Regions from separate parts of the Homo sapiens genome. Here region 2 is linked to region 1. Evidence: read pairs that join two places in POLR2A ChIA-PET (ENCODE). Cell type or tissue: Panc1. All regions are shown on one strand. Each heading gives the region's core, and the rest is flanking DNA. Links, peaks and the distances in the headings are about the cores only. Region 1 overlaps AMD1 (adenosylmethionine decarboxylase 1). Region 2 overlaps DDO (D-aspartate oxidase).

Region 1 (4,771 bases), core at 37-4,036:
AAATATGTAGATTGAGTATTTCCTGATTTGAATTCCTTTTTCTCATCTTAAATGCCACCTCTCTGATCTAACTCAGTGGTTCTCAACTTGTAGTAATTTTGCCACCCAGAAGACATGTGGCAACATTTGGAGACATTTTTTATCACAACTGGGGTGGTGGTGGTGTTGCCAGCATGCAGTGGATAGAGGCCAGGGACACTGCTACACACGGTATAATTAACAGGATAGTCATTGACAACAGTGAATTATCTGAATCAAAATGTCAAGAATGCTGAGGTTGAGATACCCTAATTTCACTTAAAGACTAGATACTAAAATATTAAATATAATCAGAGATCATGATAAATGATCCCAAAGAAAAATAGATGTTCTATATTAATAACAGCACACAAATTGTATGTCTGAAAAACAACACTTTAGTGGCATGCCACATTTTATATTTAAAACATTTTCTTAGAGGCTGAGGTCTAATAAAAATAGAATTTAGAAATGTCTACAGGGACAAGATAATTATATTATAACAAGACTTCTCTATGTCGCCTGATTAAATGCATTTTGGGAGCCCGAGGCAGGCGGATCACTTGAGGTCAGGAGTTCAAGACCAGCCTGACCAACATAGCGAAACCCGCCTCTAGTAAAAATACCAAAATTAGCCAGGTGTGGTGGCGCAGGCTTGTAGTCCCAGCTACTCGTGAGGCTGAGGCAGGAGAATCACTTGAACCCAGGAGGCGGAGGCTACAGTGCACCAAAAATCACACCACTGCACTTCAGCCTGGGAGACAGAGCAAGACAAGCGTGTCTCAAAAAAAGAAGTAAATGACTGAGCTCAACTATCTTGAACAAGAGTCCCAAGCCTACATAACAGGGAAAAACATCGCTTCCACAAATAGTGCTGGGAAAAAATGGATGTCCACATGCAAACAAAATTAAGTTGGACTTTTACCTTACATCATAAACAAAAATTAACTCAAAATGGATCAACAACCTAAACATTAACAGCGAATAAAACTCCTAGAAGAATACATAGGGTAAATGCTTCAGGGCATTACATTTGGCAATGATTTCTTGGATATGACATACAATAAAATCAAAAACAGACAAATGGAACTTGAAAACCTAAAATGTAAACATTTCTATACATCAAAAGAAACGAGTGAAAAGACAACCTACAGAATAAAATACTTGCAAGTCACCTCATAAGGGGTCAATATCCAAAGCAAAAGACACACCTACACACAACTCAACAAAAAGTGATTAAAAAATGGACAAAGGGACCAGGGGCGATGGCTCAATCACTTGAAGTCAGGAGTTCAAGACCAGCCTAGCCAACATGGCGAAACCCTGTCTTTTACTAAAAATACAAAAATTAGCCAGGCATCGTGGTGCATACCTGTAGTACCCACTATTAGGGAGGCTGAGGCAGGAGAATCATTTGAACCTGGGAGGCGGAGGTTGCAGTGAGCTGAGATGGCACCACTGCACTCGAACCTGGGTGACTGAGACTGTCCAAAAAAAAAAAAGACCAAGAACTTAAATACAGAAGGATCCCATTAGTGCAGGGTTATGCTCTAATCACCTGAAAACTCAATACATAGATGCTATTCCCATACCCAGTTAGGTCAGACACTTTCTGAGGATGATGCCTGCAAATTTTTATTTGAAAAGCTTCCAGGTCATTAGATTACTCATTACTTCCTAATGTAAAACCAGCTGGTTTCAGAGTTCAGGTAATTTATCCAAAGTCACTGCAGCTTCTCAATTCTGCTCTTACCTCATATTTTTAGGTCTGTTTTAGAGGCTCTCATTACAGTACATTCATCAGGGTGCCTCTACCCCAGGTAGTAAGCAGTCTTTAGGTAAAAGGCATCCTAAAACCAGATCATTCTTGAGTAAAGCTAGACTGACCAGAAGTTAGATTCTGAGGGTGCCTTCCTGCGGCAGTGAATTCAGATAACCTGAGAAATAAGCCTCCTCCCTTTTGTTCAAAGATATGAACCTATTATCATCACATTATTGTTTCTCTATCTCAAATTTTTACCCCAAATCGGGATACTCCTCTCAGTTTTCTGCTACTTTCAACATGTGCTTCTTAAAGATACATGGTTTGTAAACAACAGTTGAAATATTTTCGTTGTTGTTGAGAGGGTTTCACTCTGCCACCAGATGGAGCGCACTGGTGCAATCTCATTTCGCTGCAGCCTCGATCCCCCAATGGCTCAAAAAAATCCTCCCACCTCAGCTTCCCGAGTGGCTGGGATGCAGACACGCACCAGGATGGACCAGCACGCACAGATAATTTTTCAATTTTTTTTGTAGAGTCAGGATTTCACTATGTTGCCCAGACTGGGCTCTCAAACTCCTTGGTCTCTCAGAGTGCTGGGATTAGACATGAGCCACCAAGCCCAGCCATGAAACCTTTTTGAAACTGCTGGGAGGAATGTAACGAGAAGCTTTATTCTTTAGCAGGAAGCATTTCTACTCTGAAACATTACACTAAAAGGTTTTTTGGCAACGGGTTGTAAATTCCTTCAATGTAAATTATTGATATTGCAATAATGCTGCATAATGATGTAGTCAAATAAGTCATGAGTTTGGGGAAAGTTAAGCTGAGGTATGACTATCTTTACAACTGCCCCAATCCTTTACTAAAAATTATGTTTTAGTTTATAAAATCTGAGTAAAGCACAGTAATAGGATTTCCAGTCCTGAAAAATCATTCTTTTCTCAGCAAAATTTTCTATTTTCTAACAGATTTCCTTCTTACTACTCTCACCCTCCCTAAAGCTGCCATGTCTTATAAAAAGCTTTTGTTTGTTACAGCACTTTGATCCAACAACTAAACCATTTTTTAAATGGTCACTGATTTTTATTCAACATCCGTAAAATCTGAAAAATCAGAGAAAACTGCAGGTTACCCCTAAGAAACCGCCTCTCCCTTAATTGTCCTTTATTCATCTGGATATACCTGGACTGCTGCTTTTCTCCAACAGTATTGTTTAACCCAAGCTATATCATAAAAGATTTTTCTTTGTTAAATTTCTCAGTATTACATAATTTGTTCACTTAAGATAAAATATCTTAAATGGTCTACAAGAGGGAAGCAGTGTTTAGTAAAAAGGTGTACATTCAGAAAAGATTCCAAGCATTAAAGCTTGGACTGATGAGCCAAGTTTGTTTAAAGTGTATTCCCTCACACCACACACAAAATCAATTCCAGATGGATTGCAGATCTAAATATGAAAGGTAAATATCGTGTAGGAGAAAAAAATATTTCAGACTTTGGGATGAGAAAACCGAGGGAAGTATGTTGTTTCCCAGAAGAATGCGTGAAAAAAGTTGGATATTTTCTCCCTTGAATTATACAGAACACTCCAGTGAAATCATCTGGGCCTAGATGATTGACTGATTCAAGTTATTTAGGTGTTCTAGGACTGTTTTGGGTTCTCCATTTCTTCTTGCATTAGTTTTGGAAAGCTATTTTTCCAGGATTTTTTTCTCCCTCATATCCTTATCTTGTTATCCTTGTCTTTAGCATCAATACTAATGCTCTCTTTGGACATTTAAGCCTTTCATTCTCTTAATCGTTTTTATGTCCCTATGTTTATTATGCTTTATAAACAGATTTGTTTAATTCCATCTGTTCATCTTTTAACCTACTTTTAGTTTATTCACATCTTAATAGAGCCCAGGAGGTCAAGGCTGCAGTGAGCCATGATCCTGCCACTGCACTCCAGCCTGGGCTATAGAGGGATCCTGTCTTTAAAGTGTTAAAGATAACAGTTTACGTACTACATATAACATATTAACTTATTTATTCTTCACAACTTCCATGAGCTATGTACCATTATTGTCTCCATTTTACAGATGAGGAAACAGCTCACACAGCTATTAAATGCTGTTTGAATTCAAATCTTGTTATTCCAGAGGCTATGCACTTAATCACGTCATTTGAGTAAAACATGTCACGCTTTATTCTTCTAGATGACCGATTATCCTTCCCTGGGGTCTCTGGGGCTGGCCCCATGTCCCCACCGACCGGACTCCGTCCATGATACTCTCTTTGCTAGGCTGTTGATTTTAGGTGATTCAAGGAACACCTACTATTTCAGGCTTTTTTAAACATCCTGGTAAATAACCTAACCACTTGAGTGGTCACTGAAAAATGTTCCAACGAAGGTTATCACGGGACCTTAGTTAAATCAACATATTTTTCAGTTCTTGCTTAACTTGCTTTATCTACAACAGTTACAATGTGGCAGTGTACTACCAATAGTTGTTCAATGAATGTTACATGTCCACAAAATGGATGGCACTAAATCATCTACACAAGGGAATATTTTGTCCTTCAAAGTTTAACTTTGGCCATGATTTTAAAAGCCACACTGGAGCAGTAAAACAATTTGGGCTGATTAAAGTACAAAGTAAAAAGGGTTCTTAAACATTTAAAGAAAGCAGGCTGCTTTGTAAAAAGCCTCTTCCTCCTCTCTCCACTTTGACTCAGGAAGCTCTAAACAGCCAAACCGCCAAGAACTTGGGGAGAACAAAATCTTCTTCCCTTTATTAAGAACATGTACTTACTATTATTTAAGGGCTCAAACATTTAAAAAGCCAAAGTGACAACTTCTGTTATTCGTTTTCTAGGACTGTTCTTACCCAAGATTTTCTAGGTTCTTGCCAAGATTTTCTAGGTTAATTATCCTGATCACAATCGTTTTACCAAACGTCTATCACAAATACCATCTTTCTCATCTGTGAAATGAAGGAAATACTA
Region 2 (11,540 bases), core at 4,299-8,298, 480 kb after region 1:
TCTGCTAGGCACATGTCAGTGGCATCGTAATCTAGTTTTGTAGCTTTTCAAGTGCTCTTCTCACTTTTACCTCTTAGCAATTTATATGGGACATTTTGCTTCTGTAAGTTCTAGTTTCATAAAACCCATGCCTTTTCTGGCCTTGTTCACCAGCCCATAAACCACTGTTCATATGCCAAGTTTGGACTTGTCTACATCAGCTGATAAACGTATATTTTGAGCTATCACATGATGGAGTTGCCCACCAGCCAACAAGCAAATTTTAGCAGCATCACCATCTTTCCTGAGTGGCAATAGTGTGTAGTGTTGAATTTTCCCCCTTCTAAAAATGACTAGAAATACAAAATTAGAAGCATTGATGCTAGTGATAAGGAATTGAGGCATCATATAACTTATCTTAATAAAATCCAGAATAAAATAAAATAAAATAAACAAAAAAAGTTAAAACATGTGGAAAAAGGCAATAAAATAAAATAAAATTTAGGTAAGTGGAAATTATTAGGCATGGCAAAAAATGGCAGAGTTTCCTTTCAATACAATGCATAACATTTTTAGATTATGACTCAAAAAGAGCTCAAAATGGAAGAACATGTACAAAATATTGTGATAAAAGGTGAGGTGTCATTAAGGAGTTTAACTTTTTTTGGTATTATTAGTGGTTTGGGCTGAAGTTTCATTATTGCCACCAAGTCCATTGTGTGGCTTTCTCATCTTGGATTTTTGTCTTAATGATCAGTAAGCTTTCTAGAAAACCTGGCTGGAGCCCTGTGGTCTCCAGCAGATCACGGAGAGGCAGATGAGTGAGAACCTAAGAGTGTTGTTCTCCCTCAGAGACATGGTCAAGGGCTGATTAAGGGCTTTCCTGCGTGGGGATGGCCAGGGGTATGTGTTAGGGATGGTAATGGACACAGAGCTAAGGGAGGTAGAGAAACTCTAACAAACTCTTCATACAGATTCCTAACATTTTGCTTCATTATTTTCGCTTTCTTTTTACTCCTTATACATATTTTCTTTCAGAACCATTTGAAAGTAAGTTGCAGTTTTCCTCTTGTGGCTCAGGCTGAAGTGCAGTGGCGTGATCTCAGCTCACTGCAACCTCCCGGGTTCAAGTGATTCTTCTGTTTCAGCCTCTCAAGTAGCTGGGATTACAGGTGCCTGCCACCACGCCCAGCTAATTTTTGTATTTTTAGTAGAGACAGGGTTTCACCATGATGGCCAGGCTGGTCTCGAACTCCTGACCTCAGGTGATCCACCCGTCTCGGCCTCCCAAAGTGCTGGGATTACAGACATGAGCCACCGTGCCTGGCCCCATGTTTAAATATTTAAATACTTGCTCTCAGAACAAGGGTATCCTCTTACATAAACACAGTAGTATAATAAAATCAATATCATTATATTGATACAACACTATAATCTATGGACCTTATTCATATTCTGCCAATTGTCCATATAATGTCCACATGTAAATATAAATACACACAACACATAATTTTTTCCAGTCCGTGATCCAATTACAGTCACACATTGTCTTCAGTTGTCATGTCTCTTTAGTCTCCAGTCTGTCTTTGTCTTTTATTACATTTACAAGCTTGAATAGTACAGACCAGTTGTTTCATATAATAGAATGTCCCTCAGTTGGGGTTTGTGTGATGTTTCCTCGGGATCGGATTGAGGTCCTGCATGTTGGGGTGAGAATGCATAGAAGTAATGTTGAATCCTTATTGCATCATAGCAGGAGGAAGATGATATCAGTTTATCCCCTTATTGGGGCTGTTAACTTTCATCACCTAGAATGCCAGTTATCTCTACTGTGAGGTTACTACTTTTTCTCTTTGTAATTACTAAATATTTTGTTGTGATATACCTGAAACTATGTAAATATCCTATTCCCATGAAACGAGTTCCTATGAAAGTAGTACTTTCACCTACGAGTTTTAGCATCCATTGATGATTTTTGCCTGAACTATTTATTACTGTGATATTTTCCAAGTGATCATTTTATAACTCCATCTATATAGTTTGCTTTCTACTGTAAAGAAGTTTTCCTTTTCCTATATGTATTTATATCAGGATGAACTCATTGGTACCTATTTTATTCAATGGATTATAATTTATCCCCCCCATCATTTTGATGTTCAAATTGTCCAAGATTAGCTGAGTAGGAGCCCCTTCAAACTGCTCTTGTGTCTTTTTGATATGTTCACTTGATTTGCTTTTTTTTTTTTTAAAGCACTTTTTTACTTTGGGGCACAACAAAATTCCACACACCCCAAATTTGGAGAAGAAAAACATTTTCTTTTCATGAATATTTTCCACCACCTTTCCCTTAACACAAACCTGCTGCAATGCCACAATTTAAATTTATGAATTTAGTGCAGAAAGAAATTGTCTTTTCTCTTTTCCTCTGTCCCCTGAAATTTTCACTCTGTTGCAATGTAAATCCTGATTTGAGGTGTAGCTAAAGAACACACCTCTACCACAACCACCTGGAAGTCCAAGTTGACATTTAGAATTTCTAGATTCCTAAGAGTCCTGCATCTTCACATGGCAGCAAAGGGGCCCAGGAGCATGCCGGGAAGCACCCTCGCTCTATCCATATCTTCCCTGAAGACAGTTGTCCTTGGCCACTCCTTGGGCTCCGGGGTGCACACAGTGGCACAGTCTGCCCCCGGGAGGAAGACAGTGCAGGTCCTGGAAGAGGACAGGGAATATGGGGATCCTGGGTCCCCAGAAGACGGGCTGGAAGTGAAGGGAGAGGGCTCTGGCTGGGCACATGCCCGAGCCCCACACACTCACTGCCTCAAGAAGAAAGCATGGCTGGAGAAGGGCCAGACAGGGGTCCTCTGGGTGCCCAGCTGAAAGAAGGTGCGGCTCAGATGAGCCAGAGTAAGTTTTGAGTCCTAGTGATAGCCTTGAGCTTATGGGTAATCAGGGAAGGCGGTGTGAAGCGTTTCTTCACAAACTTTCTCGGGCCCAAGCTTTCATTGAAGCATTGGCTCTAAAGTCTAGAAGTGAAATGCAAATGCTTAACTCCTCCTGGGAGAGAGGGCTCATTGCTTTCATTTTGCTTTAAGGGCCAAATTGTTGATAAGGCCCTGGGGAGATGAGGAGAGTTCTGATGGGGCAGGGAGGGGGCATGAAGGCCCAGGGCACCTGAAGAGGTGTCACTGTAGAAGGGGGCAGAGGCAGGGACGCCAGCCTCCCCCCAGCACACAGTCACCTCCTCTGAGGAGTCCTCATAAGTCTCCCAGTTGGCCTGGTGCCGCCCTGCCTCGTGGGCAGCGTCCTCCTCTGCGGGGGCTGGAGGTCCCCACGCGGGCCCGTGATGAGGCGCCAGTCCCCGCCCCGGCCCGCTCCTGCGCACCCTCCCAGCTCCCACTACTCCGAGAGAGAGTGTTTTAGCTCCGGGCAGCCCCCGTCATTTCCACACCGAATCAAATGTTATCTGAACAATGTCTTCTTCCTGCTTCCAAAGCATCGCCTTCTAGAAGACAGGCCCCGTAGTTCCATCATCTCTGTGTTTTCAGACCTGACCCCTGACTGCGGCAGGAAGGCCTGGGTCAACCCTGCCACCCCGTCCTGGGCTGCGGGCCTGCGGTCAGCATTTCCCGCCACTTAAAATGACCCCCAGCCAGGGGGCTTGGGGCTGCGAGGACGGCAACGCCATCGGCCGGAGACCGGCGGAGGGGGCGGTGCCTGGGAATACGCCGCCTCCCGGCTGTGGGTCGGTTATGGGCAGCGGGGAGGAGAGGACCGAGGGCTGCCCTTTTACCCGAGTCCTGGGGAGACCTTCTTCAGTCCGTTTGTTTGATACGCGTGCCCGCCAGGAAGGCGGCTGAGATGTGAGTGCCTCAGACAGAAGGCACAGGGTGTGCTGCGGCGGGAAGACTTCAGAGCCTCTGCTCCTCACTCCCTTGTGCTCCTGAGACCTGGCTCCCTCCTGACCCCGGTGTGGGGCCTCCACAGACAGCGCCCGGTGGCCCCTGGCCATGCAGATTAGCTCCCTGCAGCCCGGAGCCTGCGTCCGACCAGGCTGGTGGAGGAACAAGGCCACGTGTCCCCTTTCCTCCCTCAGGAGGCTTTGCAGCACGGGACTCCTCTCAGCCCAAGTCCGGCCTTTCAGGGCGAGCATTTCAGGCGGGGTGGGCGGGAGGGCCGCGTCCCGGTGAGGGGGCGACACCTGGGGCTCCCTCTGGGCTGCCACCCACTGACCTCCCGCCAGGCGACCCACATGGGACGCCACACAATCTCTGTTTGCTCCTCACACTCAGGGTCTATTTTGTTGCCACCTACGCCTCTTCCACACAATGTGAGTGTTCAGCCTTCAGTGTTCTCACTCAAAAATAAGCATTTGCTCAGCAAGCCACACAGCAATGGCTTCAGCTTAAGCACGATTCTTCTGAAATAATACAAACTTCCACAAAAAAATTTTGTGCTACAAATTAGATCTTTATTATTTTTCAAAAGATAGAAGAGATCATCTTGTTCTCAAACAAAAAGTAAAACAATAATGCCCAATAATATACAGAAGAAACACAAACAAAAACCCCACAGAGTTTGAATCACCCACACAGGTCATATTTCATATCATATTCTGCCAGTGGAGTTAAATTCTGCTGCTTTATTACTGGCTCCTTCCAGGAAATGAGTCAGCGAGGCATTAAGTCTTCCTCCAGGCAGCCCATCTAAATCAATCCTCCCAGAGGGACCAGGATTGTCCTGCCTTTGACAACATTCAGGAAACTGGGTGGCCCATTTCTGTGCTGGGCCCTGTAACATGGACACGTTGATCTCTTTCCAAGAGGCCATGCCTTATCCTGTGTCCCCAAGGAGGCCCTATGCTGACCGCAGCACTGGCCACACTGAGCTACTTGCCCTGTACTTTCCTCGCCCCTCCTCTGATTAGGCCTCTCTGTAACTTTCTCTGGGGGAGTCCTCTAATGCCCATCTTTTTCTTCTCCTGTATCTTGTGTTCTCCTGCTCGGCCTGACTCACAGCAATGCCTGTGAAAGAAACTGGCTTCCTCAGCACCATCATTAGCCCCATTAGCCAGCCATGTCTGCCCTGGAGCTCACCAGGAGCTCGTCTTTTCCCCTGTCCCCGCTGCCAGCCACAGGCTGTCCGCATCACAGCCCCCACCTCCCTGTTTAGTGCTACCTGAGATTCCTTTCTCGCCATGGCTTCAGCTTCAGTGGAGTATGGGAATTGCCTCTGATTCCAAGAGCAGAGAGGGGATGAGGGGACTCTGCTCCTGGGAGGCCAAGTGTGTGTGTGTGTGTGTGTGTGTGTGTGTGTGTGTGTGTGTGTACGCATTTAAGATTTGCTTAGTGGACCCTTATTTTCCTCAGGGGCACAGCCAACTCAATTTACCTCCTTGCTGAAACTCCCAGTGAGGTGAAGGAAAGGCGCTGAGGATGACCATCCTCCTTGTTTGTGGGTCAGGTTGATGCAGTCCAGCAGAGGGCTAACTTAAGCTTGGGGAAATGGACACTCTCATGTTTTAGGGTGATGACCAGAGGATGCTGGGGCTATTTCGTGAGCCCTGCTTCTTGAGTGCCCCTAACCCTATTTCCTCATGGGAGGTTGGGACAATGGTATTCTCTCTCTCCAGGATGAGGTCTTGCTCAGTTGCAAGAAGCCCCAAGAGGAAAGTCATCATGCTTCTTGTACCTCCAACCATGTCACCCCAAACTTCCAGAATAACTACCTCATATGGTCATAAAAGCAGCCTGGTAGGCACTTGGTCACCTAATTTAACATCTGACTTTTGGGTACAGTTTCCTCCTATGCACTGGTGCCATCTTATGCATTACCCATGGGATACATAATAATGACTGGGCATCACTATGTGGTTGCATTACAACAACATAAAGGTGACCAGTCTCCAGGCACATTTAGTGAGTTTTCCTCTGGGATCCAAGGCCTGGGAGCAATCCAGCACAGGAAGCCTGACAAGGCCCAGCCACTAGGATAGCTTAAGAAGTCACCAGGCACAAGTTGGACTTTTATCAGTAGCTTGACCAGCAGGGAACCCTTGAAATGGAAAAGAAAAGACATTTGCACTTATTGAATTCTTGCATAATCATCATAAAAACCCTATAAGTTAGGCATTCTTATCCCTAGGAAACAATTTCAGTGAGTTTTAAAAATCTGCTGATATCCCAAGGCTGGCAGATTCTCTTATTCCCCCAAATTATGAAAATAATTCTGAGTTTTAATTAATTAGGATATCTAGAGCACAGAACATAATGTTCAAATATTAACACATGGAATCTACAATGTAAGAATTTAAAAAACCCACAAAATCAAAATAATATTCAAATAATGATCAGTTAAAACTTTTCAAAATTGAAATATCATCCTTAATGAAACATAAGTGATATACAGGTATGGAGGATAAGAATACACATAGATAATGCACTGGGTCTTGTATTTTACAGTAGCATGAAAAACCCCTAAGCACTTTTTTAAAAATAAAAGGTCTTTATTGAGCAGCTATAGTGTGTTAGACACAGTGTTATGCTTTTTCCAGATGTGTCTCATTTCATTTTCACAACGAGCCTAGAGAGTCAGTATTACTACCCCCATATTATGGATATAAGATTAAAGTTTAGAGAAGTGGAATAACTTGGCCGAGGTCATATGAATGGTAAAGGGTAGAGGCCTCCTAAGCTCTTTTTAAAGTTCTTTTCTTCGTGTTCACTTTTTGGAAGATTATAAACACACAGAAACATGCTGCTCAGTATTACTACAAAACTCCAATTTACTTTTCTTTCTATGCCAATGTTAAGGGGAAAAACAACCTTTACAGTTATTTTACCTTTAAAAACATTTATCTATTATTACATGTTTAAGAACATAATTTAAGCTTCTAAATTGGTTATTCTTACTGAGAGAGCCAAAAACAATCTGTCCCCATAAAATTTGCTATATTTAGTACTTTTTATCTATGAACAGTTTTACTTATAAAACAAACAAACAAACAAACAAACAAACAAAACAGTAGCTCCAGCTTCATTCTCTCTCTTTTAACTACTTTTAATTACATCAAAAAGTAATCCATTGGCTTTATTGGTTCTCTGTGGCCCCAAAGTGTAGATGCTTGCCAGATTCTTTTCTTTGGTTTCCTTGTCTCAGGTAAACAATATACTCCCTTCCTTGGATTTTTAGAATAAAAAGCAACCGAATTTAGGTTCTGTTGTTTGAAGCATTGATGCTGGCAATGCAGCTTGCATTTAATAGGAAGTGCAGTGCAGGTTCATGTGATCTCAGAGCAAGCATAGCCTCTGAGTTCTTCTTGCCTCCTAAGGGTGCTGGGCACAGTACAAGCCCTCAACAAATACTTGTTGAATAATCAGTGAGTCTAATCCAGAGGTTTCAAACTGTTCTTGAAACTGCTCGGTGGACATACTTCAGAGGTCTCTGCAGAGGGAGGGAGTGTGAAGAGACTGAGCAGATGGAGCTCTGCCCAGCAGCTTGACCTTCAGTCAGATGCAGAGAACTGCAAAGATGCTGAGATGACAGCCTGTGGCTTGTACTTGATGGAATAGGAAGCTGAGCTATTGGGGTCAGGGTCTAAGATGCCATTGAGTAGCAATCTTGGTCTCTTCCATGCTCATCAACGTGAGGCATTCTCTCTCTTTCTCTCTTTCTTTCTTTTTTGAGTTGGTGTCTTGCTCTGTCTCCTAGGCTTGAGTGCAGTGGCGGGATCTCGGCTTGAACCTCCACCTCCTCGGTTCAAGGGATCTTCCCATCTCAGCCTCCTGAGTAGCTGGAATTATAGGCATGCACCACCATGAACATGAGACATTTTCTAGAAATGCAATCCAGCATCAGAAGGCCAGTTTTCTGCTGATCTTAACACAAGTTGCAGTTAAACTTTCCAACCAGGAAGTGGGGCGGAAAGTTAGAATCACTTCAAAGAGTCCCTCCTTGCTAAGTTAAAATTAGTTGTCAAACCCATGCCATCATTGACCACCATTGCAGAAGTTTCTGTCTTTTTTATTATTTTCCTTCACATTAAACCTGTTTATCTGGCCTTGAAAGTAGATAGCGCTCAGAACTGCTGTGATGATCACTTCTGCTCTCTTAGGGGCATGCAGGATACAAGCATTCTGCCTCCATTTTCAAGGTCAGCCCTTCCCAGTTTCTCCCTGAAACGGCTTGGATTGCGGCAGTCAGAGAGAGAAGATGCCAAAGTTCTGCCACCCTGTATCTCTCTCCAGACAAAAAGAATGAATAGGATGTGTAAGATCGGCAGGGTGAGTTGGCAGGCAAGCAGGAGACCCAGGAGAGCCAATGGTGTAGCTCTAGTCCAAAGGCCAGCAGGCTTGAGACTCAAGAAGAGCCAATGTTTTTGTTCCAGTCCAAAAAGAGGAAAAAGCCAATGTCCCAGTTGGAAGGCAGTCCAGCGAAGGAATTCTTTCTTCCTTGGAAAAGAGTCAACTTTTTTGTTTTATTCAGGCTTTCAACTGATAGGATGAGGCCTACCCACATTAAAGAAGGCAATTAGCTTTACTCTGCCCACTGATTTAAATGTTTTTCTCATCCAAAAACACTTTCTGCAGAAATACACGGAGTATGTTTGGCCAAATATCTGAGCACCCCATAGCCCAATCAAGTTGACACATAAATTAACCATAGCAGGTCCAAACCAGGATTTCATATTGTCTTTAGTATTGGCTAACACTTACTTCCAGTCCACTTGGTGTGGGGCACTTAGCTAGGTCATAGGGATGGTAAGAAACATAAGATACAGTCTCTCCCCTTGAGGAATTCGTGATTTATTGATATCGGTCCTCTAAGATGTATTGTGATTGACGACTGTTCAAAGTTGTGGCCATTATTTTATTGTAACCTCACAACCATCCTGTGAGACAGGCAAGGGAGGTATCCTCCCCATGATGCAGATGAGGAAACTGAGATTTGAAGTGAGGTGAGTTGGCCAAGAGCTCAAAGCTAATGTGAGGCAGAGCTGGGATATAAAGCCAGGCTTTCTGATTTCACACCACTTCTCCTGTAGAACTTAGTCCATTCTGCCAAGCATTTACACTTCTGTCTGCCAGTTCCTCTGTCAGCCCTTGACGAAGGGCACTGTCACTCACACCCTTCTGGTCCCTCTTAGCAGTGCCCCGCATGCAAGCATTCGGCCTGCGTCTATTGAACAGAGCTGCTGATAGTCTCTTTCTCTATTCTACAAGTGACCTGTGAATAAGATTACATGTCCTGGGGGTTATTGTTTATTGGGTAGACTTTCCATTTTGCAAGATTAAAAAAGTTCTGGAGGCCAGGCACGGTGGCTCATGCCTATAATCCCAGCACTTTGGGAGGCAGAGGCAGGTGGATCGACTGAGCTCATGAGTTGCAGACCAGCCTGGGCAACATGGCAAAACCCTGTCTCTATCAAAAATACAAAAAAATTAGCCGGGCATGGTGGCACACACCTGTGGTCTCAGCTACTCAGGAGGCTGAGGTGGGAGGATCACTTAAGCCAAGGAAGTCAAGGCTGCAGTGAGCTGAGATCACGCCACTGCACTCCAGCCTGGGTGACAGAGTGAGACCCCATCTCAGAAAAAAAAAAAATATTCTGAAGATGGATAGTGCATATGGATGGTGATGGCGGTTGCACAACAAGGTAAATGTGCTTAATACTACTGAACTTTACACTTAAAAATCGTCAAAATGATAAATTTTATGTTAAGTGTATTTTACCTTGATTTAAATAAAGACTACAGGTACTGGATAAACCATTTCTTTTCACTATTGATATAGTTGGTCCAAAAAATATAGTAATTACCAACCACAGCTGCCATTTAGCTCATCAGCTACAAATATTTTGTGTTCTTCTCGTGCTAACATAGTTGTGGACATAAAGCTGGTGGGGATATGACCCCTGTACCTTTTAGTTAGGGAGACCAGGCTAATACAAAGGATCATGCAAGAGTTAACAATATGAGATAAAATGTTTAAGGTAGTAAATTTAGGTGTTAAATAAGTGGTATAAATAAGAAATGCTTGGACATTTAAAATACCAAATCAACTTGGCATTTATTCAGCATCTAGAATAATGTAGGAATTTTACAAAATTTTAAAAGGGCAAAGCATATAATTTCCTTTGTTTTGAATTTTCAAGTGGTTTCCATTTAGATTCAACTTTAGAAATCCCCAGTTCCTAGGATGTGAAGCAGTTGATGGCTAGAATTTGGCCTGACTGGGCCCTGGAAGCTCCTGAGGTGTTTGTTCATCAGATCATCACCTAATTTTTGTTCCTGGGTTCCTTTTCTTTATTTCCTGGAAGTAGTTGATCAGGTCGCTAACAAATATTCACTTCATGGCCTCTCTTCCGTAGGATAAAGGGAAGTGGAGGCTGGACACTCACTCGGCGAATAGAAGACCTGTGGGAACTTCATCCGTCCTTTGACATCGTGGTCAACTGTTCAGGCCTTGGAAGCAGACAGCTTGCAGGAGACTCAAAGATTTTCCCTGTAAGGGGCCAAGTCCTCCAAGTTCAGGCTCCCTGGGTGGAGCATTTTATCCGAGATGGCAGTGGGCTGACATATATTTATCCTGGTACATCCCATGTAACCCTAGGTGGAACTAGGCAAAAAGGGGACTGGAATCTGTCCCCGGATGCAGAAAATAGCAGAGAGATTCTTTCCCGATGCTGTGCTCTGGAGCCCTCCCTCCACGGAGCCTGCAACATCAGGGAGAAGGTGGGCTTGAGGCCCTACAGGCCAGGCGTGCGACTGCAGACAGAGCTCCTTGCGCGAGATGGACAGAGGCTGCCTGTAGTCCACCACTATGGCCATGGGAGTGGGGGCATCTCAGTGCACTGGGGCACTGCTCTGGAGGCCGCCAGGCTGGTGAGCGAGTGTGTCCATGCCCTCAGGACCCCCATTCCCAAGTCAAACCTGTAGATGACATAAAATGACAGCAAAGAGACTGAGAGACTGTTGATCAAAGCACAGAACAGGTTCAAATAACTTTTCCACTGCATGAAAGTTTAATTAGACATTTCTTTGTTTTCAACATTAGAAGTGGTGTAACATGTAAGCTGAGCACGGTGGCATGCCTATAGTCCCAGCTACTTGAGAGGCTGAGGCAGGAGGATTGTTGAGCCCAGGAGTTTGAGTGCAATCTGGGTAACATTTTTTAGAGGTGCCAGTTCCCACCTCTAAAAAAAACACCAACAACAAAAGAAATGATGCAACATGTAGGCTTACTTAGGAAGTCCAGCATTAATGGCATAGGGCATAAAGCTCTATTTTTTGTTAAAAATACTTCTTATAGAGTAAAATTTATTTAGAACTGATGTCCAAGGACCTATGCAGATTTATATGAATGTTGGAAGCTATAGAGATTTTGATATCATTTGGCTTATAAATCCACAGGAGGAGATAATGTATGGAAAACATTTAAATCACTGTCAATTGCAGAGCTGCCTGTGATCTTCTTAGGTTATAGCCAAGTCAGCAACATAATTCCTCTAAATAAAATTACATTGTGCTCACACAGTGCTGGATTATTACATTTAATTGAAG

Evidence for each region. Peaks named below come from ENCODE experiments on the same cell type or tissue, not always from the same donor. Only the 100,000 strongest peaks of a DNase experiment are listed, where the experiment ranks them.
Region 2: POLR2A ChIA-PET joins it to region 1 with 5 read pairs; 2 of 35 experiments call an interaction of 5 or more read pairs at or near these places.

What each region holds. Positions count from the first base shown.
Region 1 is chr6:110,876,718-110,881,488 of GRCh38, reverse strand. The region is part of intron 1 of AMD1 (adenosylmethionine decarboxylase 1); the gene reads right to left. Among named protein-coding and RNA genes, the nearest start is that of AMD1, 4.3 kb to the right of the region's middle. In Panc1, for the core only: a CTCF peak has its summit at 2,168 (motif pointing right); a DNase peak (open chromatin) is centred at 2,148; H3K4me3 peaks cover 1,841 bases; H3K27ac peaks cover 1,516 bases.
Region 2 is chr6:110,392,151-110,403,690 of GRCh38, reverse strand. DDO (D-aspartate oxidase) reads left to right here. Exons shown (of 5, transcript NM_001372108.2): 5 at 10,349-11,540. The coding sequence ends at 10,916. Among named protein-coding and RNA genes, the nearest start is that of DDO, 18 kb to the left of the region's middle. In Panc1, for the core only: no CTCF peak of the experiment used is centred there; no DNase peak of the experiment used is centred there; H3K27me3 peaks cover 208 bases.